Regions from separate parts of the Homo sapiens genome. Here region 1 is linked to region 2. Evidence: chromatin loops called from intact Hi-C (ENCODE). Cell type or tissue: ascending aorta. All regions are shown on one strand. Each heading gives the region's core, and the rest is flanking DNA. Links, peaks and the distances in the headings are about the cores only.

Region 1 (10,890 bases), core at 2,218-7,217, 200 kb before region 2:
AGCAGTCCCCTGGGACTGTTGTAAGCATGCCAGCAGGACAGAGAGGAGATGCGTCATAGAGATGACCAGCATGGCCTGACGCACAGGGATGAACCTGCGGGGAAGGCAGTGCTTAGAAGGAGAAAAGTTGTTTTCCCTCCAACCTTGTCTCTGGAGCTTGAAGTTGCTCTAAAAGGGAACCAAGCTGTTTAAGTTTTGTTTGTTTCTAAAAGTTTTGTTTGTTTTTAAAGGGGGGTGGACATTATTTCTGAAAAACAGTTGAGAAATACAGTGGCATAAGAGACGTGCTCGAAAGAGACTAGGGTCACTCCCCCCGACCCCCTTTATTTACATTCAGCAAAATAAAACACGGTGGCCTTTTCAATAAAATGAATGTCAAAGGCATAGCACATATTTCAAATTAGAAATAATGGGTATTGCACGGTTAATTTCTGTTTTACCTTCCTTGGCTCACTGGAAACTTGTTAGGATTTCTTTTCCCTATAGCTTCACTGGAATGCATATAAATTTCCTTTGCTTTGCTGCAGATATTTTGCTTGCTAAGCATAATTCCACTGGCTGGTCTTCCATCCAAATGTCAAATGACTTCTTTGTTTTATGTCTTAAGTGACTAAGACATAACTCAGTGCCACTAATAATTCAAGTGTATGTGGTCCGAAATTCTTATAGATGAGAAAAATACAGGTCCAAGGAAACTGACTAATATCAGAATTTTGAGAAGTAGAAGTATGGGTCAACTAAAAATAGGAACTGCCAGATTGACCTGGAATATCAGCTTAAAATCTGAACTAAACCTGGTTTTTGTCTTTTTTAAATACTCTCTAAGATTTACTAATAGAAGTGATGCTGCTGGCCATGACCCCCTATTAGTAACATGAACCAGGATGTAAAATGATACTCCCTAGTACTTTGACTTCAGTGACAACCTGATGGTTCAAGCATACCTTTGTCGTAAGCCCAGAAAGTTACTATATTACTGTGACTTTCCCAGGTCTTCTCTGTCAAGCCTGTGAATTTTTTTTTTTTTAAGACAAAGTCTCGCTCTGTCACCCAGGCTAGAGTGCAATGGCACAATCTTGGCTCAGTGCAACTTCCTCCTCCCGAGTTCAAGCGATTCTCCTGCCTCAGCCTCCTGAGTAGCTGGGATTATAGGCACCTGCCACCACTCCTGGCTAATTTTTGTATTTTTAGTAAAGACAGAGTTTCACCATGTTGGCCAGGCTGGTCTCGAACTCCTGACCTCAGGTGATCTGCCCACCTCGGCCTCCCAAAGTGCCTGGGATTACAGACGTGAGCCACCACGCCCACCTAAGCCTGTGATTTTATGATCCTTTATATCACATCCTTACCTGCTTTTCCTCTAAGTCATCTCATTTTTCCTAATTTTGCCCAACTAGCTTAATAAGTTTTAACTTAGGAAATTATAGTGAACTCTAAAATTTAAAAATAATTCAGATTTGTTGCTGGAAAATGAATGCTACTTACCTTTATTAGTTTCAGAGTGAGATGCACAGGATCTTGAGCCTACATAAATACATCATTTCCAATTTCAAAGCTCATGCTCTGTGCCTGACTCCAAATTGACTGTGAAACTGTGGCTTTATGTTTTTACTATTAAGGTGGATGTTGATGACATGTCTGATGAACAGTTTTTAGCAAAGTACATCAAAGAATTATGTAATTGCATGCTTACTAAAACTCCAAAACAGGGCATCGACTTTCATATGCAGGTGACTGACAGCCAAATTCACAACAAGAAACTATCGAAATAATGACACTACTGAAGCATCTCTCTTACCATTCTGAATGAGGGTCTGTGACCGTGTGAACCTTCCATGGACAGCTGTCATGTGCAGTGGACTTTTGCCATCTTTACTCTAAAAAAAAGAGAGGGAGAGAAAAACAATGGAGGTGCTCATGAGCCAGTGACACCCATCTGAAATACCCCTATGGACACTCCTAATAATGCCCTGAAAACATTCATTTATTTATTTATTTTTTAAGTATGATCAACATGAGGCTGCAGTGAGCTAGGATTTTACCACTGTACTCCAGCCTGGGTGACAGAATGACATTCTTCTAAATAAAATAAAATAAAAGTATGATCAACAATTACAAGAGGCAAAGATAATTTTGAAAGGAAAAGATAAAATGTACCTGACCTCTCAAGTTATTGCATAACATCACATGTTTTAAAAGCTTAGAGAAACAGTTATCTGAAACCTTTATTCCTCTCCTGTGATCTACTGGAGAAGGAAGTTTCCTTCAAGGTGTTTTTTTCAACCTTTGTCTATAGTACACAAAAAAGACAAATGTGTTACCTTGCATGGTATTCTTTAAGCTGAAGCTGACCAAATGGCTCTGAATCACTGCAACTCTTAAAACTGACCTGAGGCCGGTCGTGGTGGCTCACACCTGTAATCCCAGCACTTTGGGAGGCCAAGGCAGGTGGATCGTTTGAGATAGTTCAAGAACAGCCCGGCCAACATGGTGAAACCCCATCTCTACCAAAAATACAAAAATTAGCCAGGCATGGTGGCGCATGCCTGTAATCCCAGCTACTGGGGATGCTAAGGTGGGAGAATTGCTTGAATCCAGGAGGCGGAGGTTGCAGTGAGCCAAGATCGTGCCACTGCACTCCAGCCTGGGTGACAGAGTGAGACTCTGTCTCAAAAAAAAAAAAGAAAAGAAAACTGATCTGGAACCCTCTACTATTCCCTCCATTATAATTCCATTTAAAAAAAAAATCACTTTTAAAATAAAATAAAACAAAAAAGAAAAAATTTAAACAAAAGAATAAAGAAAAAGAAAAAAACAGAAAAAAACAAAACCATAATTTTTTATTGTTCCAAAAGAGAATCTCTTACTTTACTTAACTCATTAGAAGTCACAGGACTAAGGCATGCAACTGTTTAGGAAACTGCCTTTTGAATGACCAGCTGGGAATGTGTGCTGAATTCATATATTTGTTACTATTCATGATCGAAATTATGAAATTTCCTGACACAGATTAAGCCAAAACACAGAAAATGTACAACAGCTATATACCAATCATCATTATACTAAATACCAAGATACCATATGTAACTAAGAAATAGTAATTTACAGAATTTCTTCTGAAAATAGGCCCAAAAGAAAATATTACTGTTATTTTAGAATAAAAGTATCCCCAATAGAGAGAATGTATTTTCATCCAAGTATTGTTATCAAAAAAATCTATGTAACACTTATTTTTATAAGTCTCAGAGGAAAAATTTCTCTAAGTCTGAGATTAAAATACGAGGTTTTAAAAATGCATGTTCATTTTGTGATGAAATCCAAATGCCTGTATTTTAAAATGACTGTTTTAAAAACTCCATCTTGGAAAACAAATAATAATTTAGGTAAGTATTTCTTAGAGTGGACCAAGGACTGCCCACGTCTGAATCACCCAGGATTCTTGTTAGAAATATGAATTCTGGGCCAGGCGCAGTGGCTCACGCCTGTAATCCCAGCACTTTGGGAGGCCGAGGCGGGAGGATCAAGAGGTCAGGAGATAGAGCCCATCTTGGCTAGCACGGTGAAACCCCGTCTCTACTAAAAATACAAAAAATTAGCCAGGTGTGGTGGCGGGGCCTGTAGTCCTAGCTGCTTGGGAGGCTGAGGCAGGAGAATGGCGTGAACCCGGGAGGCGGAGTTTGCAGTGAGCCGAAATCGTGCCACTGCACTCCAGCCTGGGCGACAGAGCGAGACTCCGTCTCAAAAAAAAAAAAAAAGAAAAAAAGAAAAGAAAAAAAAAGAAAGAAAGAAAAAGAAATATGAATTCTGTACCTTAACCCTGAACTACAGAATTGGGGTAAGAGGGTCCCATTTTTAACCCCTGCTTTGGACTGTGGGCTAAAATAGGTTATAAAACCAAGGTTTTAACACAAGCATTTTATTATATTCTATAAGTCTATTCCTTAGAAATAAAAAAGGAATTACACATAGTCTGTGCCAAGAAAAAAAAGTTAATTAGAACGGTAAGTTCATCTTAATTGAAAAAAAAAAACATGTATCATTATAATTCAATATTCTCAGGTAGATGTGGGAAGAAAAGAAATAATAGGATCTTTTCTCCATCTTCTATGAGTATAATCTGAATCAGAACAGACTGAGAAAGGAGAGCTGAAGCTTGATAATACTTTTAGAGGAAAAACTGGAGCAATCAAGAGAATGAGATACAAAACCATCGCTGACCATGAGACATACTGGGAAGGAGAGCTCCTAAAAGTTATCTGATTCCAGAGCTAGGCCTTAGTTGTCGGGACTGCACACAGTTCCAAGGACTGAAACACCTGGGAACTACTTTGGAATAAGGATTTAAAACACCCCCTTCCAATTAAAAAGTGATGACACTTCAAAATAACTAAGGCGAGAGAAGGCAGAAATTGTGGAGTTGGCATTAACTTGTCCCTAGGTGGTGCTATTTCTTTAAATTTTGCTCCAGTGTTTTCTCTTAATATGAAACCATAAGTAATTATTAATTAAATATATCTAAAGCTATAAATACTTCAGCATTTAGAAAATATCTTCACAATATTCAGCTAAGCAATTTTCCATGTCTATAAAAGAGCTTAAAGGCCTTACCAAGGAGTAACCACCAACTTGGTGGTAGCTATCTAAGTTGCAGGCAGAGAGACAAAGCAGAAGTGATCTCTGAAGTGTGTGGTGGGCAAAGCCAGGCCCATTTCAGGGATAGCAAACACCACAACCTTCTTTTCTCTGAGAGTGCTTGTGCACTTGTAAAGGGACAAGTAAATGGAGATGACCAAAGTTAGGTAAAATGCAAAGAACAGCCATATGATCAGTGGTGACAATTGCTTTGCATCCATCTTTGCAGATCTTTGCCTGGGTTCATCTATAGCCTGAGTCCAGGCTATAGCTGATATTTTTTTCTTCACATAGGGAAACAGGTAGATAAGGTGGGGAAATTGGGACAGAAAGCATTAAGAGTATCATGGCAGCCATTTTGGGACAACTTTGTTCACATGGTATGGGTGTAAAGGGAGCTCATTATTTCAAAAAGCTATAGAAAACCAATGAAACTCAAAAGGATAATACTTTTTATATAATTCTTAAAAGTTAGAACTCAGAACATTAAAGTTGAGACTAGGGAACCCTACTGAGTTTCATGATCTGAGAAATTGAAATTTATCATGCAGGGGTACTGGCTGTTGCTACTATTCCTAGAATTGCACAAAAAGATAAAACATTCCTTGCGTTCTCAAAAGAGAGAATATGTGCAATTCTTCCATCTATTCAAAGCTTTTATGAAAATTTTTTTCTTAATTTCTAGTCTCCCTCCAATTTTCTAGCTACATTTTCCCATAGAATTTAGGGCTTTGAAATTATTGTTATTTTGATAATCCATTTAATTAAGCAAGAAGCACTTCTATTGAGTTAGGCATAATCAAGCCCTAAGTCATAAAGGAAAAATACTGAGGATTAAAATATTTACAACAAATATTAGTACTCTTTCAGGGCAGAACTCAGCATTGCCTAAGGAAGATTAATCTTTGAACTAAAAGCAGTGTTTATATTTTCTTGACCACCAGTCTCCTCAGAAATCCATTCACTTTTTCTTTTATTCCTAATGCCTTCTTTCCTCATCTTCCAATATCCCATATACGTTCCCTAAATTTACAGACATTGTTGTTCCCCAGGGTCTTGAAAGCATAATGTTCTCTGTGGCATGGTACACCCCTGGGGTCACAGAGCTCAGTGGCCCTACTACAGAGCAATAAAAGCTCTATGGGATAACATTAAGTCCAACCTGCGGTTAGGGGTGGGGTCAAATAAGGTGAGAAACCCAATAAGTCTTCCTAATTCAATGCAAGAGCCTCCTAAAATACTGGTGTGAAAAAGCCACACATTGTCCAATTTATTTTGTTTTGTTTTGTATGGTTCTAAGGGCAAGAGAGATGGAACGTGGTTGGCTCACTCATTCCTCTCCTTTCCCTTACTTCTCCAACGTTCTAAGTACCGTCCCTATCACTGCCTACTCTTGCCCATTCCAGTTTCCACCTTCAACTTCTCCAACACAACCTATTCCATAATTTGGTCCTGGTACATATAGAGAAGGGAACTGGTCCACTTCAAGCAGACATGTTTCAACTCCCATCTCTTAGAGCTAAATGATCTAAGAGCCTGCAGACAGAAAAGAATTGAGACCATGCACAGGCTAAATGTCAGTGAACAGGAGGTAGACAACCTGGCAATGGCAATTTCTGAGTCTGTCTTTCTAAGTTGTATCCAGCACAGCTCTATGTCTAGTGCCTTCTTTAACGCTTACTTTGAATGCTTGCTAAAAGAGCCTTGAGATGCTACAGAAATTACAATGTAGTCTCTAATGGAAAAGAAAAAATATTTTATACTTTCTCATGTTCTACCTATTTACAAATTATAAGTAAACCATCAATTGATTATTGTATCAGTAAAGTATATCTTTATTTTATCACAATTAAACTCATATCATGAAGTCAAAAAACAGGACCAGAGTCAATCAATGTAAGCAAAATGAGGAACTGTGAAATGCAGGCTGAACACACATCCCTCCTCCTCTTCCCATCCATCTTTTAGTTGCTCATGAAGACATCACTTTTACTATTTTGTGAGAATAGAGGAAAACAAAGTGAACATGTGGATAGGTAATGGCTGCATTTCAATATGCTACTTCCCTCAACTTTTGGAAAATCTAAACAAATACAAATTGTCTTGCAATCTACAAACACTTTCAAAATCCAAGGAGCAATGTGGTACAGAGAGATAACAACTTTAATTAGACAGCTACCTCCAGAGTCAGACAGGATGGCTCTATGGAAATGTTAGATGATCCGTGCATCCAGAGTGAATCTGGAATAACTAAGGAGGATTCAAAGAGATTTAGGAAATCGGAGGATACAGACAGAATAGATGAAGGGAGACTGAGAATGAAGGCTAGATTTGATTCAAAATCCTATTTACACAGAGTCAATCATAATAAACTCAAATCTCAGAGTTTTAAAATGGCATTTCTTATATTCTAGTTATGATCAGCAGTCCACAGGAAAAAAATAAATATTAAAATTAAGGAATTATGCTTTTCAGCTCCATTTGTGGAAGGGAAGAAGGGGCTGCAAAAACCAATGTATCACAGAAGCTGAAGTCCCTTATCCAATCTGAACTGACCACTGGTCAGTTAACTGGGAGCAGTAGGCCGGTGTGCCAGAGAGTAGCCTTCTAGCCTCTGGTATGGGGCACACTGAGAGCATTGGTGGCATGTTTTACAGATAAAATGAAGTGCATCAGACAACTCTGTGAATTAATTAAGTGGAGGTTGGTAAAGAGAGCGCCTTTATTAAATTCCAATAATTTCCCTTCCTTTGAAGGATTCACAGGATGTCCTTCAGATACCAGGATGGCAAGACAGATGTCTACAGTTTTGGGAACGCTGGCAGTTTGACCACCCACGTGCTTCCTGCCCCCTCAACACCACGCTCTGCGACTTCAGCCTCACGCAAAGATTCCTTACCAACCTCAGACGACAGTTCCTTGGTCTCTTTGATGCCCCCATTCTTTTTTGTCTGCTTTCCATCTTCATGAAAACACGACACTCCTTCCTGTCTCCTCTAACTCCTTTTATCATCCCTTTCTCTGGCTCTTTCTCCTCCTCCTGTTCCTAAGAGTAAAGGGCTGTTTCACTTTCTGTACTCATGCTATTACATACTCTCTCCTTGGGCGGTCTCGTCCCTTTCTCCTGGTTTCAACAATCACCTTTACATGAATGAAGCAATCTACATTTTTTCTTCTGTTCTCTACCAGTCTGCCATGCTAGAACACCACATTTGACACTATTGGGCTTCTCAGACTGGCTATACCAAAACCTAAAAATCAGCTTGTCAAAAACTAAATATATTGGTTTAACTCCCTAAGCCTACTCTTCCTCCTGACGTCTTTCTTAATGAACATCAATAATAACATCTATTTTTCTAGTGCTTATCATGTGGCAGATATTATTCTACATGATTTATGTATGATAAAGCTGTTTAATATTCACAGCAGTTCCATGGAGAAGACACTATTGTTTCCCTAATTTTACAGATAAACTGAGACACACAAAGAGCTTGTTTATGATTATATAGATACTAAAAGTCAAGGCTAGGATTGGAATTTAGGCGGTCTGGCCCCAGAACGGAACACTTAACTACTCTGCTGCACCACCTTTCTTTGCCGGATTTCTTTCTTCCTTCCTACCTTCCTTCCTTCCTTTATTATTTATTTATTTATTTTTTTGACAGAGTCTTGCTCTGTTGCCCAGGCTGGAGTGCAGTGGTGGGATCTCAACTCACTGCAACCTACGCCTCTCAGATTCAAGCAATTCTCCTGCCTCAGCCTCCTGTGTCGCTGGGATTACAGGCATGCGCCACCACACCCAGCTAATTTTTGTATTTTTAGTGGAGACTGGCTTTTACCATGTTGGTCAGGCTGGTCTCGAATTCCTCACCTCGTGATCTGCCTGCCTTGGCCTCCCAAAGTGCTCGGATTACAGGCGTGAGCCACCGCGCCTGGCCAATTTTTGTATCTTTGGAGACAGGGTTTCACCATATTGGTCAGACTGGTCTTGAACTCCTGACCTCAGGTGATCCACCCACCTCGGCCTCCCAAAGTGCTGGATTACAGGCATGAGCCACCACGCCTGGCCTCTTTGCCACATTTCAATCCTTACATTAGTCTTCAACTCCTCCAGTTCATGTCCCACCAAGTCTTGCTGATTTTCTTTCTGCAAAGCCTCTCCCTTCAGTCCCGTTCCCCTGTTCTCTTATTACCTCTTACCAATGCCAGTTTTATTGATTTCTAGTTATCCACTAATCAGCTCTTCTCTAGGTCCACTATACCTGGGTTTTCTTTTTTTCAAAAGTGAAAATAGCTTTTTTGGTTTTCTGGATATAAAAATAACATGCTCTGCCAGGTGCAGTGGCTCATGCCTGTAATCCCAGCACTTTGGGAGGCTAAGGCAGGCAGATCACTTGAGCTCGGGAGTTGGAGGCCAGCCTGGGCAACATGGCAAAACCCCGTCTCTACAAAAAAATACAAAAATTAGCAGGGCGTGGTGGCGTACACCTGTAATCCCAGCTACTCGGGAGGCTGAGGCCAGAGGATGGCTTGAGCCTGGGAGGCAGAGGTTGCAGTGAGCCAAGATCCCACCACTGCACTCCAACCTAGGCAGCAGAGCCAGATCCTGTCTCAATAAAAAAATAATAATAATAAAAATAATTTTTTAAAATTCTCATTGTATCACAATCAGAAGACTAAAGCAAATACACAAAAAAGAAACTAAAGTCTGGGCGTGGTGGCTCACACCTGTAATCCCAGCACTTTGGGAGGCTGAGGTGGGTGGATTGCTTGAGCTCAGGAGTTAAGAGACCAGCCTGGCCAACATGGCAAAAACCCCTCTCTACAAAAAAATACAAAAATTAGCTGGGCATGGTGGCAGGTGCCTGTAATCCCAGCTTCTCGGGAGGCTGAGGCAGGAGAATCACTTGAACTCAGGAGGCAGAAGTTGCAGTGAGCCAAGATCCTGCCATTGCACTCTAGCCTGAATGACAAGAGCAACATTCTATCTCAAAAACAAAAGAAAGAGAGAAAGAAAGAGAGAGAGAGAGAGAGAGAGAGAAAGAAAGAAAGAAAGAAAGAAAGAAAGAAAGAAAGAAAAACCTAAATCATAATTTTGTCTCTCTGCAGTGATAATTGTTGCTAGCATATTGGTACATACTCCAGAGAATTTTCTCTGTTTTTGCATCATCTACACACATAACCATAACATTTTAGCATTAAAAAAGAGATCATATTTCTTTATTGCATTTCAATGTTTTCATTGATAATACTAGGTGTTATTAGCCATTTTGATATTTGCCGTTCTTTAACACAAATGTACGTTTTTGTATTAGTTTGTATTTTTCTAATTACCAGTAATACTAGTTTTTCACAGGCTTAATGTATTTTTTATTCTCTCTTGTGATCTGACTTTTGCTCCATGTTTTCTAGTAATGATCACTTTTTCTTATTGATTTGTATGAGCTCTTTTTATATCAAGCATATTAACTATTTGCTTATCATGTATATTGAAGAAAATTTTCCCTAAGTTGCTCTTATTTTAATTTCATGTTAGAGGTTTTATTGTTGTTGTTTTGTTTTATAAATGTTTAAGACTTTTTTGTAGTCATATATATGATTATTTTCCTTTTTTTTTCCTGCCTTTGGTGTTCTGTGACCGGATTACTGTTTTTAATGCTCAGGTCTGATCATATGACCCCTAGAATGATTCGTGGCCTGCAGAGCCTGGAGAGGCCCAAGCTCCTTGGGCTCAAAATCATCCAGTAGATGAGTCCTCTTCCTTGGTCAAATCACATTTCAGCTCATTTCTGGCTCCTTTCTGTCATACAATTAAAAATAAAAAAGCTTTTTACAGACAGGATCTCACTAGGTTGCTCAGGCTGATCTTAAACTCCTGGGCTCAAGGAATCCTACACCTCAGGCTCCCAAGGAGCTGGGATTACAGGCCGAGCCACCACACTTGGCATGTTCATAAAATTATACTCTATTTGATACAATCAATTGCTATTCTGAAAATTTGTCACATCTTTCACCACTATTAGAAATTGTGAAAAAATATAAGATTTTAATAGTGAATAGAGAAGGTTATTAAAATAGACTGATGTGATATTCTTGAAATTACACCTTAGAAATCATTTTTCAAAACCAGAGACAGAATACACTGGGACCTTGCTTCAGGATCCCTGTGTGCTGGGAAGAAGGGAAGCCTGGGTTGAATAAAAGGTCTCCTAGCACAGCTAAGGATATTCTGCTACAATCTAAATGCATTCAAGTGAT
Region 2 (10,890 bases), core at 2,776-7,775:
TTGGAAATCACAAAATTATCAGATCTCTGTAGCTCTGCCTGTTTTTAAATTATTTCGTGCTATACTTTAGCCTATAAAAATTCACATTATCTTGTAGAAATACAAATCTTTTTAAAGAATCTTTCATTTCTGTTTCTGGTACAAACAATTTGTGCCTTTTTGAGTTCGTATTTGCTCTCTGTTTACAGCAAAAGAGGAAGTAAAAAGTTGAAATCTTAAAAAAGAAAGAAAGAAAGAAAAGAAAAAGAAAAAAGTTAGTTCCATTAATCCAGAGCTAGAGCTTATGTGCTGGCGTTGGCTAAAGAGCCAATCATATATGTAAGAGAAGAATAAGTTTATTTGGAAAAGTCATTGGTGTAGAGAACACAGATATCAGCTATGTGCACAAGTGAAAGGTAATGATATTATCACACGAAAAGTTTAAAAATTTTAACTGGCTACCCAGACAGAAGACTAGAAGGAAACATATCAAAATGTCAAGAATAGTTATCTCTTGAGTATACAGGCTTCAGATGGTTTTAAAATTTTTTGGTTTGCTCATCTAGCTTTCTGCTTTTCCTATAATGACCGCAGTTCGTTTTATATATATATATATATATATATATGAAAAAAATCACTGAACTACCAACACATCATTCACCGGGGTGAGGAAATGGAGAGGCTAATGGGAAAAGCCAGGTATAAGCCAGGCAGGGGCAGAGGCCTCAGAGCAGCTCCTTACTATGTACAGAAATGGGTCTGGCCCAAGAGGCAGAAGGAGTTCAGGGAACGCTGTTCATCCAATGGCTTCTCTGTAAACAAGATCAGACACCCATTAATCCCATGGCTGCACTGCCCTTTCAACTATGAAAAGTATAGCCTTGTGGTCAGAGCCCCACCTGTGCAATCAGACTGCCAGGGTAGGACAGTGTGCTAGATCACTTACTGGGCGTATGACCCTAAACCGGTCAATTAGCCTCTCTATTCCTGTTTTCTCATCCATAAAATAGAAATCACACCACCACCTACCTCCTAGTGTGGCTATGAGGATTAAGACATGATTCACTGCAAAGGCCCAGTATACAATAAGAGCACAATAAATGTGTGACATTATTAGGTCTCTGCCATGAAACACCAGCCTCAAGTGCACTCTCAAAACCATGTGATTGGGTCCTGAAACAACCAGAAAAGGTTCTAAATAAAGCCTTTCTTTTCCCTTCTTCTATGCTGAAGACAGGACTACAGCATACTGTTTGCTTTAACACCAGTGCTCTAGGGAGCCATGGAAGAACAAGGGCAGCCCAGTAAAATATGTAACACGTCCCAAGGCCCCACACTATGGGCTAGAAATCCTGCTCCCAAAGTTACACAGGATTTCTAGTCTCTTGCCACTGCCACCGCTGCCAGCCACTGCCTTTGGCAAGAAGGTAGGTGACTCAAGTGTGAACTAGGACTTGGCAAGGGAACACCAAACCAGAAGGCCTCCAGGCAGGAAGCTCCAAAAAGGCCACCTGCTGAAACAGTTTGTCTGCAGGCAGCCTCCGAGATGAAAGTAGTGTTCTGCCATCATTAACAAATGCAGGTAAGAATAGTGGACACTTTAAACATGCAACAGAACTTACCATCCTAGCTTCATAACTCTGAAAATAAATTTCGGGTAGAGATCCAGGCTGAAGATACGACCACACACTTAAAATGACTACAGTGCCTTTAACTATATGACATAAAGAACACCCTAAAACAGTCAATATCAAATCAATTTTCAAAAAGGTTTCATGGCTATCTTTGAGTCAAATGCCTTAGATCTGTATTTAACAAAATTTTCTTTCCCAAACTTAAAATTATCTCACTTTACCAAAAAATATAAAACTCCTAATGTCCACATACAAGGAACTAATTACATTATTATATTAATGACATAGTTGAGGATGTTCTATGTTACACAGGGTAACCAGTTCCTCCCAGTTTGCCTGGAATTTTCCCGGTTTTAGCCCCATATGCTGGGACACCAGTCAATCTGCACAAACCAGGATGGTTAGTGCCCCCTAAGGCTGCAATAAAAATTATGTGTGCCCTGTGAAGAGGAAAACAGAAGGGACACTGTTACAAAAGTTACAAATGCAGAAGTGCTAAATGCCAAGTTTGTTTGTTTGTAGTGATAGCTCCCAGTTCCTTTTTTACAGTGAAAAAAAAAAAAAAAAGACTAAAAATTACACTGGTCTCTCCCTTTTTCTTTTTACTCTCCTGAAAAAAAAAGAGTTAGGAAAAAACATTTTCCTTCTCTTACAAGATTGAGAGGTCACTACAGGACTGACTGCTGAAGTAGTGTCTGCTTCACCTAGCAAGCTCCTGCACCCAGCTTTAGCTGGAGAGAAAATGTCATCATCTGTCACCCCTGACTTTTGCCACATTTAAAGACAAATCCAGACAATTTGTGTTTCAGGTTATCAACAGTAAAAAATCCAAGAGGCCTAGCAAAAATCAAGATTCACTTCACAAATAGGGCATTCAACAGATGAGGTGCCAGGCACAGTGGCTCATGCCTGTAATCCCAGCACTTTGGGAGGCTGAGGCAGGTGGACTGTTTGAGCCCAAGAGTTTGAGACCAGCCTGGGCAACATGGCGAAACTCTGTGTCTACAAAAAATACAAAAATTAGCCAGGTGTGGTGGCACACGCGCCCATAGTCCCAGCTACTGGGGAGGCTGAAGTGGGAGGATGTTTGAGCCTGGCAGGCCAAGGCTGTAGTGAGCCATGATCATACTATCGAGTCAGAGTGAGACCCTGACACACACACACACACACACAAAAAAAAAAAAGGAGGGAGAAATTAAGAAGTGGTTGTTTTACTAGAAGCTGAATGGAGAGCAAGGTACTCCTGTACAAACTCTAAGGCAGGGATTCCAAGCAGGCGGGCGGCTCCCTGCCCACAATGATGGAGCAAAACTCTTCTAGTAGTGGTCTAAGCAAATGGTTTTAAAAGTTAATCTGTGAGGTTAAGAACTGACTTCTAAGAATTGAGTCTCAAACAGAAAAGGTAAGACTATATAAGGCAAGAAAGACCACACACTTACTTCCTGGACCTAAAGCTACACAGAAACCATCGTTGTTCACCACCCCACCCCACCCAGGCCACTTCCCCACCCCATCTCCTTCTGACTTTGTCCCAAGATAGACTGGACATTTTCAGAAGTTCTTGAATCTTAAAACGCCTTAGGTTCTTTTTACGTATCTGGAGATGGAACCAAATAAACGTTGTGTGACTCTTCCTTTCTCTCCATACTCATACTAGTTTATTGGGGGAAGGAAGGAAATATACTTGGAAACATCTTAAAAGGCAACATCTTTGAAATTCCTGCTCTGATAAGCCCTGAAGAATAACTTCCTCTCTTTGTAAGACCAAGTAATACACTTCTCACTAGGGTTGATCTTGATCTAGGAAGAGATGTTTTCTTGTAACCCTTACAACACATCCAATGAGATGATGGAGCTATCCTATACCAACTGTAGCAGAAAGTACAAGCACCTGGAAGGCAGAAGACAAGAGCTAGTCCCAGTCCTGCAGGCCTATAGCTGGCATTCTTTGAGGAAGACTTGCTTCACTTCTCCAGATCTGTTTTGTCATTTAGAAAATGAAGGGTTTGGGCTAGATCATCCTTAGAGTCCTTACAACTCTAAACTTCTATGTGATGTTCTTTCTTATATGTGATAACAATACCTATTAGAACCATTCTTTGTACTTTGAAGATCTAGGGATTAACAGACAAGTACAGCAACGTGTACTAGCAAAGATGACAGGCCCAAGACACGCTAAAACTGTAGGATTTAAAATACGCAAATGTCTAACAGTTGGCAAAGTATGTGACCAAAAGGTGAAGGAAATCCTGATATCAACTTACACTTTTAAATGCTCTGGAACCAATGAGAACAAATACATTCATCACAAGTACCAGCTGCTCTTCTTACTAAATTTAACAATAACATGAATTTTAACTCAGTGATTTCCCCATCACCAACCCCGCCAAACACCTGTAAATATTTAGGAAAAACAAGCTAAAAAAATTGAATCTAAAAGGCAGGAGAACAAATCATTGCAAATCATTGTGGTGACGGACTGCACTTCAGTTGCAAGATGTTCTGGCTGGATACTAACTGGAGAACGCAAGGCAGCAGATGCAACCCATGGACAAGTTTGAGGTATTTAATACCAAGGGCTGGCAAGTCTGACCCTGTAGTCAAAGTCAAGATTGCCTCTCTGCCTACCAGGACCCCAAAACAAAGTTCCTTTCACTACCCACGAATAAACGGGGGTGGGGGTAGCAAGCCGTTTCCTTTTTTCGTGGAAAGAGCTGCAAAGAGTTTTGTCATGCAACTTGGTTTGGTGCCTGTTAGTGTCAATGTAAGAGCAGCAGAGTCCGCGAAGGTGGCTGTTACCATTCCACAGACCTGCGGCGAGGACTGTCAATCCGATTCAGCAAATAACCCCACCTCTCCAAGCCAGGACTCCAGAGCTGCCCTGTGTGGTGTCTCAGCAAGGAAAGCCAACAAAGCTGGTAGACACAGGCAGACCGTAGCCCACCGCCTGTGAGTGGAGGCTCCGAGCCGACTTCACCTCCTCCTCAGAGGGACCGGCCCGATCCGAAAGGGCGGTCTCCAGGGGTCCCCATCCCGCACCACGCACACAGCCTGGCGCAACTAAAGAGGAAGTCGGATGTCACATCCAACGGATAAATAAAGACAGCCCGGCCACACAAGAGCCGCATTCTGGGCAGGACTCCTGCTAGGTTTGGGGAGGGGTCCCAGTCTGCGATCCTTTCTCCCTCTTCGTGCAGCGTCCTCCTCCCCGGGGCCCGGGCCGGCGGCGCCCACGCAACGCGGCGCGGTGCGAGTCCCGAGAGCACCTCGAGCCCCCGGCCCCCTCCCCAGCCCCGCCGGGCCCGCGGCCGCCGCACTCCCGCACGCCGGCTGCCCAGCGCCCACGGGCCCTGCCCCAGACTCGGGCGCGCAGTTCCGACGGCCCAGGGCGGGGACGGCGCGGCGGAGGGGAGCTGCCGCCGCGGGCTCTCGGAGGCACCGGCGGCCGCACACAGTCCTCCCCTTCGCCGCGAGTAAACAGCTCGCGGGCGCGCTCCAGCCGCGCCCCCATCCCCCCGCCGGGCTCCGCGCCGCCCCGCGCCCGCGCGTCCCGCCCGCCGGCGCCGCCGCCCGCTACCTGGTCGGTGAGTTTGAGCACTGCCATTCTTCCGCTCCTTCGCGCGCACACACATGCAGGTCCCCGGCCCGCAGATGTCACGCCGGGAGCCGGGGAAGCGGAAGGGATTGCCAGGAGAAGGGAAAAAATCTGGCTCCCGAATTTGACAGCCCTCCCCCTGCTCCTCCTCCGCCGCCGCCTCCTCCCGCCGAGAGGCTGACACTGGCTAGTGGGGTTTGCAGCCGAGCCCGCCCGCCTTTCCACAGGAAGTACCGGCTGCTGCCAGCCGGGCCGCCACTGACATCACCGCGCGCTGGCTCGCTCGCCGCCCGCCGCCTGGGCCGACGCTGCCTCCTGCCGCCCGCAGCCGAGCCGCGCAGCCCGGCCCCCGGCGCTGCCCCCGCGCCCGCACCGGGCCGCCGCCTGCCTTCCGCACCTGCACGCGGCGCCCGGCCGGGCCGGCCCCGGGCCCTGGGCGGATCGCGGGCCTCCCTGACGGGTCTCACACATATGGGTGGGGAAGCCCGCGGGGACACACCCCGAGGGGGCAGGAAAGGCTCTCACTCACATGCCGTCCACTTTAACCGGGGAGATGGGGTTACGCCCCCTTCCCCTAACCCAGAATCAGGTGGTGGCAGCGCCCCGAAGATCCCAGGGACCGCAATTATGATGCTCCCTTTGTTTAATGCCAGGAGGCAGCGGACACATTGTGATTCTTTACAGGGTGTTTGCCAAACATTTATGGGTGGAGGGAACAGAAGCTCTGGCCCTTCCACCTTGTTCTCCAGCCACTTTCCAGCTAAACACACACACACATATGCACACACACATACTATTGTTAAATTCAAACACCCTGGGTTTGGTTTTTGCTGGTGGGGGTGGAGTGGAGTTCCTGGAGAAGCAAAGCAGTCCTAAATCACCGAGTTGATGGGTCTTTTGGGTGTTCCCACCAGTCCTTACTGATCTCTACAAAATCCCAAGTTACCAAGCTCTTCAACAAATAGAAGACAGCTGTCAAACACCATGGGCTACAGATACAACGGGCATATTCGTAAGCATAGTAGCTGTTGATAGTTCTGGAATTTGGAGCAAACACTTATTCATTGAACAGCTATGTACTGAGTCCCTACCTTGTCAGGCACTGGCTAGGCACGGGAATAAACGGAGAGCATAAATAAGATAACCTGCTCTCAGAAGATGCCAACATAAACCGCATAGTCTCTGCTAATGAATGTAATTACAAACTGAGATAAGGGATCTCAAGGGAAAACATGCTTCTGAAGTGAACCCACAACAAAGGAATCAGACCAGACTGGTGGGTGAGGGCAGGCTTCCCTGAGAAAGTGACAGGAGTTGAGATCTGGAGAAGGGAGAATTAAGTAAGCAAGTGGAGAGGAAGTGCTCCCAGGCAGCCCCATGTGCCCCTGGCAGGCCATAGAGCAAACCTGTAGGGCAGCATTGAACAGCTTTGAAGAGCAAACTAGAGCTACAGAATTCTTTGGTCAAGACCAAACATCTGCCTCTACTGTATATTCACAAACCAAATGTCCATTCTTCCTCCCTACTCTTAGAACCTCCCCCAAAGATTCCACATGAGACAGGAGAGAAAGGAGCATTAATATCCTCACATTTACCATCCAGCCACTCTGGTTGTCGAAGCAGCTAAATCTCAAATTTACCTTTATTAGTCTTATAGATTATAATTCAGATCATGCAGACAAGAAGAACCAAGGAACTTTGTTCCTGGCTTCCACTCCTCTGTTATCAATGTTGCATGGAAACAAACAAACAAAAAATTCTAAGGCCTTTCTCAGACATACAACAGATTGTTTATGTTGCATCTATGAGTCAGTTCTTCACTGCTGTTATTGGTATGTCTATTTACTGAACACCCTGCATGGCTTTGTAAGTAAACTGAATAGGACCCTGCATTCTCTACTTAAATAGAGCCATCTTTCAGAAGAGTGATAACAAATGACTTAATTTGGAAGATTCACTCAAGATCCAATTTGATTCATCGCGGACATGCCTGCACCTAAGTTCCTGGGGCCAAAGTGAGGAGGCAGCAGTTCTCCACCCAATCAGACCATCATCCTCTTTTTGTAACTAGTATCTTTAACACTCCCCTTACTATCCTGAAAGGTAATTTGTGGATAATATTACCTACCAATACAAATTTCAAAAAAAAAAAAACCAGCAACAATATATTGTCCTAATTGTACAATAAAGGAAAAATTAAAGGAGAGTAATTTATAATGAATATGTATTTCAGTAGGTAAGTGGTAAAACACAACTCTCTTTGTCTTCTGACAAAACAAAGCAGTAAGATGCTTCCACCTATATGGAGAGGCTTTGTGAATGAGAGAATTACAAATGCAGACAGATGTGAACATATAGTGTTAGGAATTCAAATATCAAGATTGGTGTTGTCATAGGTGACCTGACTTTGTGAAAGGTTGAACAACTCGTGGCCAAGTTCCAAATAAAATAGGGAGCAGAAGATTTGGCAAAATTTATTGATAAGACTACACTTATCAGAAGGTCTGCTTTTAATGTGTTAGCCAGTACTTTGACAGTGATTCAAACACTTTGTTTACTTCATTAAATGAGACTCAGACTCAGCAGTTGACTATATTCGGTGAGCTTGAGAAGCCAGAATGCCCCTGGTATAATGTAGAGAAAGAAATCCAAAGATTTGTGGAGATGGGAATGTTGGAATAATTTTATCATGTATAATCTGTACAGCCAACCCCTACATATTCCTGGAGAGCCAGATGATGATCTTTATACTGAAGCATTGAAAAATACAGGCCAGGCACCATGGCTTATGCCTATAATCCCAGCACTTTGGGAGGCTGAAGCAGGTGGATCACCTGAGGTCAGGAGTTCCAGACCAGCCTGGCTAACATGGTGAAACCCCGTCTCTACTAAAAATACAAAAAATTAGCCAGGCGTGGTGGCATGCACCTGTAGTTCCAGCTACTTGGGAGGCTGAGTCACGAGAGTCGCTTGAACCCAGGAGGCAGAGGTTGCACTGAGCCAATGACGCGCCATTGCACTCCAGCCTGGGCAACAAAGCAAGACTCTGTCAAAAAGAAAAAAAAAGAAAAGGAAAGAAAAATACATTCGAGAGAGAACGTCAGAAAAACTCTCTAGTAGCTGGATATGATGGTGGGAGATGCTTTCGTTGAGATGGCTCCTTGATTTTTATATTAGTGGGATCCTGCGACAGCAATGGCCAAGTGGCAGCACTTAGCTGGCAGAGACAAGGTGGACACATTTACTGTAATGGACAGCAGAGACAAAGTAGTACTTAAAGGTCTTAACCTACAGGTATATCTGGCAGTGCCCTAGGTTGTCCTAGGAATGAAATAGACGGGCAGACTTTGGAAATAGCCATTGATCTTTATAACAGACAAAACTCTACATCTGCCACCTGAAAGCTCCCTTGAGCCATCAAAATGAAATTATCTTTCATTCAGTTTCCGTACCTAAATGAGTTCACAGACACAGAGCTCCTTGATTAAAAGGGAAGCTGGTCCCCTTCAGGAGGGTCTTGCAGCATTGTCATAAATATATACTACAAATCCTCATCCAAGCCTTATCCAAAGGAACCTGATGTATTTTTCTAGGCTGAGCGAGTACTGGGAAAAAGGAAATACCCAGACATTTGAGGGATCACTGACACTGCTTCTGAATTAATGCTAATTCCTGAGGATTGCAAACACCACTGGATCCACCAATCAAAATGGGGATCTATGGTAGGTGATAAATGAAATTTTTAACTAAGTATAAATCAGTGTGGATCCAGTAGCTCTGCAGACCCAAACTATAGTTATCTCCTCAACTGTTAGTTAGAATAGACATACTCAGTAACTAACAGAATCCTAACATCATTTCTCTGACCCACAGAGTGAAGTTTATTATGGTAAGACAGGCCAAATGGAAGCCTCTGGAATTTCCTCTTGATACCAGAATAGAAAACCAACAACAATGCTCAATCCCTGGAAATATGTAGAAATTGGTACCACCAGAAAAGACGTAGAAGATACAGGAATGATAATACTGTCACATCTCCATTTAACTCACCTGTTGGGCCTATGCAAAAGATCTTAGAGAATAACTATGATTTGTTATTAAGTTGTAAACTTAATCAAATGGTAATGTCAGTTGCAGCTGCTATTCTATATATGCTGTCTTTACCGCAACAAAGCAACTCAGCCCTAGGCACCTGGTGTGCACTATTGATATGGCAAATGCTTTTTATCTATTTCAATTTTCACCAAAAGTTGTTTTCTTTTATATGGCAAGATCAACAGTACACCTTTACAGTCTTCTCTAGGGGATGTAAACACTCCCACTCTCTGGCATAATCTCATCTGCACAGGTCTTGATCACTATGTTAAAGACATCGAGCTGACTGGCCCTGATAAACAGGAAGTAACAAATATTTTAGCTGCCTTAACAACACACATGTGAGCCAGAGATTGGGTATAAACCCCAAGAAAATTCATCACCTTAGTGAAGTTTCTGGAGGTCCAGTGGTCTAGAAAACACCAGGATATTCTCCCCAACGTAAAAGACAAATTACTTCACCTTGTACCATCTACCACTAAGAAAAGAGACACAATACTTTCTGGGTATCCTTGGATTTTAGAGGCAATATGTATCACATCTGAGTGTGATGCTGTGACCCATTTATAGAGCAACCCATAAGGCTGGAATTTTTTATTAGGAATAAGGGGAGAAGAAATATCTGTAGCAGGACTTGATGACCCAGAGGAATCCAATGATACTTAAAGTGTCTGTGGCAAATAAGGATGCTATATAGAGCCTCTGGTGAGCCCTGATTAGATCTACAATGCAGAATTCCTTAGTTGTAGAGCAAGTCATGCCCTCTTCTGCAGATAACAATTTTCTATTTGAGGAATGGTCCCTAGCTTGCTAAGTGAATTTGAATGACTGGCCATGAGACAATCAAGTGACTGCAAGCTCAGCTGCCCATTATGAACTGAGTGTAATCTAATCTACCAATCCATAAGACCAGACATACACAAGAGGAATTCCTCATCAAATGGAAATGGTATGTAAGAGACTGAGCTTAAGCAGGTCCAGAAAGCACAAGTTGCCTTAGCAGGTAGCTCAGATTCCTTTGATACTTACTCCTGGTGCCTCCTTATCTTCAACTTCATGGGGAATTTCTTAAGACCAGTTAACTGATTTACAGACAGTTCTCCTAAATATACTGGCACAAGCTGGAAGTGGTCTATTCCAGCATCACAGTCTCAATAAGGAATGCCCCCGATGACAGTACTGAAGGGAAATTTTCTCAGTGCAAGAAATTTCCAGCAGCGCACCTAGGGTCTACTTTGTCTGGATTGAGAGAGACGGTCAAAGGTATAGATCTACACTCATTCACAGGCAATTATTGATGGTTTTGCTGAATGGTCAGCAACTTGGAAAGATGAGGTGGTCCGGGAAAGAGGTTTGTGGGTGCACCTTTCAGAATAGGCACAAAGTGTGAGGAATTTGTGTGCCATGTGAATGCTCACCACAGAGCATCTACTCTGAGAAGGCTTTTAGTAATTAGGTGAATGACACATTCGGTGGAGTGGGCCTCTTTCTCCACCTATTGCAGTGCTTGCTCAAAGTAGCCATGGAGTCAGGAATAAAGACTATGTTTGGGCTTCAAATCTTAGGCTTCTCTGCAGTAAGGCTGAT

The links. Peaks named below come from ENCODE experiments on the same cell type or tissue, not always from the same donor. Only the 100,000 strongest peaks of a DNase experiment are listed, where the experiment ranks them.
Region 1: it touches region 2 in a loop (7-fold over the local background); 73 of 110 quality-filtered maps call a loop at or near these places.

The regions. Positions count from the first base shown.
Region 1 is chr2:197,108,968-197,119,857 of GRCh38, forward strand. It overlaps ANKRD44 (ankyrin repeat domain 44), which reads right to left. Exons shown (of 28, transcript NM_001195144.2): 9 at 1,799-1,877. Among named protein-coding and RNA genes, the nearest start is that of ANKRD44-AS1, 84 kb to the right of the region's middle. In ascending aorta, for the core only: a CTCF peak has its summit at 4,431; no DNase peak of the experiment used is centred there.
Region 2 is chr2:197,305,388-197,316,277 of GRCh38, forward strand. It overlaps ANKRD44 (ankyrin repeat domain 44), which reads right to left and starts at 5,393. Exons shown (of 28, transcript NM_001195144.2): 1 at 5,191-5,393. The coding sequence starts at 5,217. ANKRD44-DT (ANKRD44 divergent transcript) reads left to right here and starts at 5,679. Exons shown (of 4, transcript XR_923750.3): 1 at 5,679-7,311; 2 at 8,802-8,930; 3 at 9,082-9,097. RefSeq lists enhancers at 2,003-2,052, 2,093-2,172, 2,753-2,802, 3,733-3,792, 4,244-4,745 and silencers at 4,869-5,248, 5,299-5,618, 5,629-5,708. In ascending aorta, for the core only: a CTCF peak has its summit at 5,428; DNase peaks (open chromatin) are centred at 4,574 and 5,414; H3K4me3 peaks cover 3,066 bases; H3K27ac peaks cover 3,803 bases.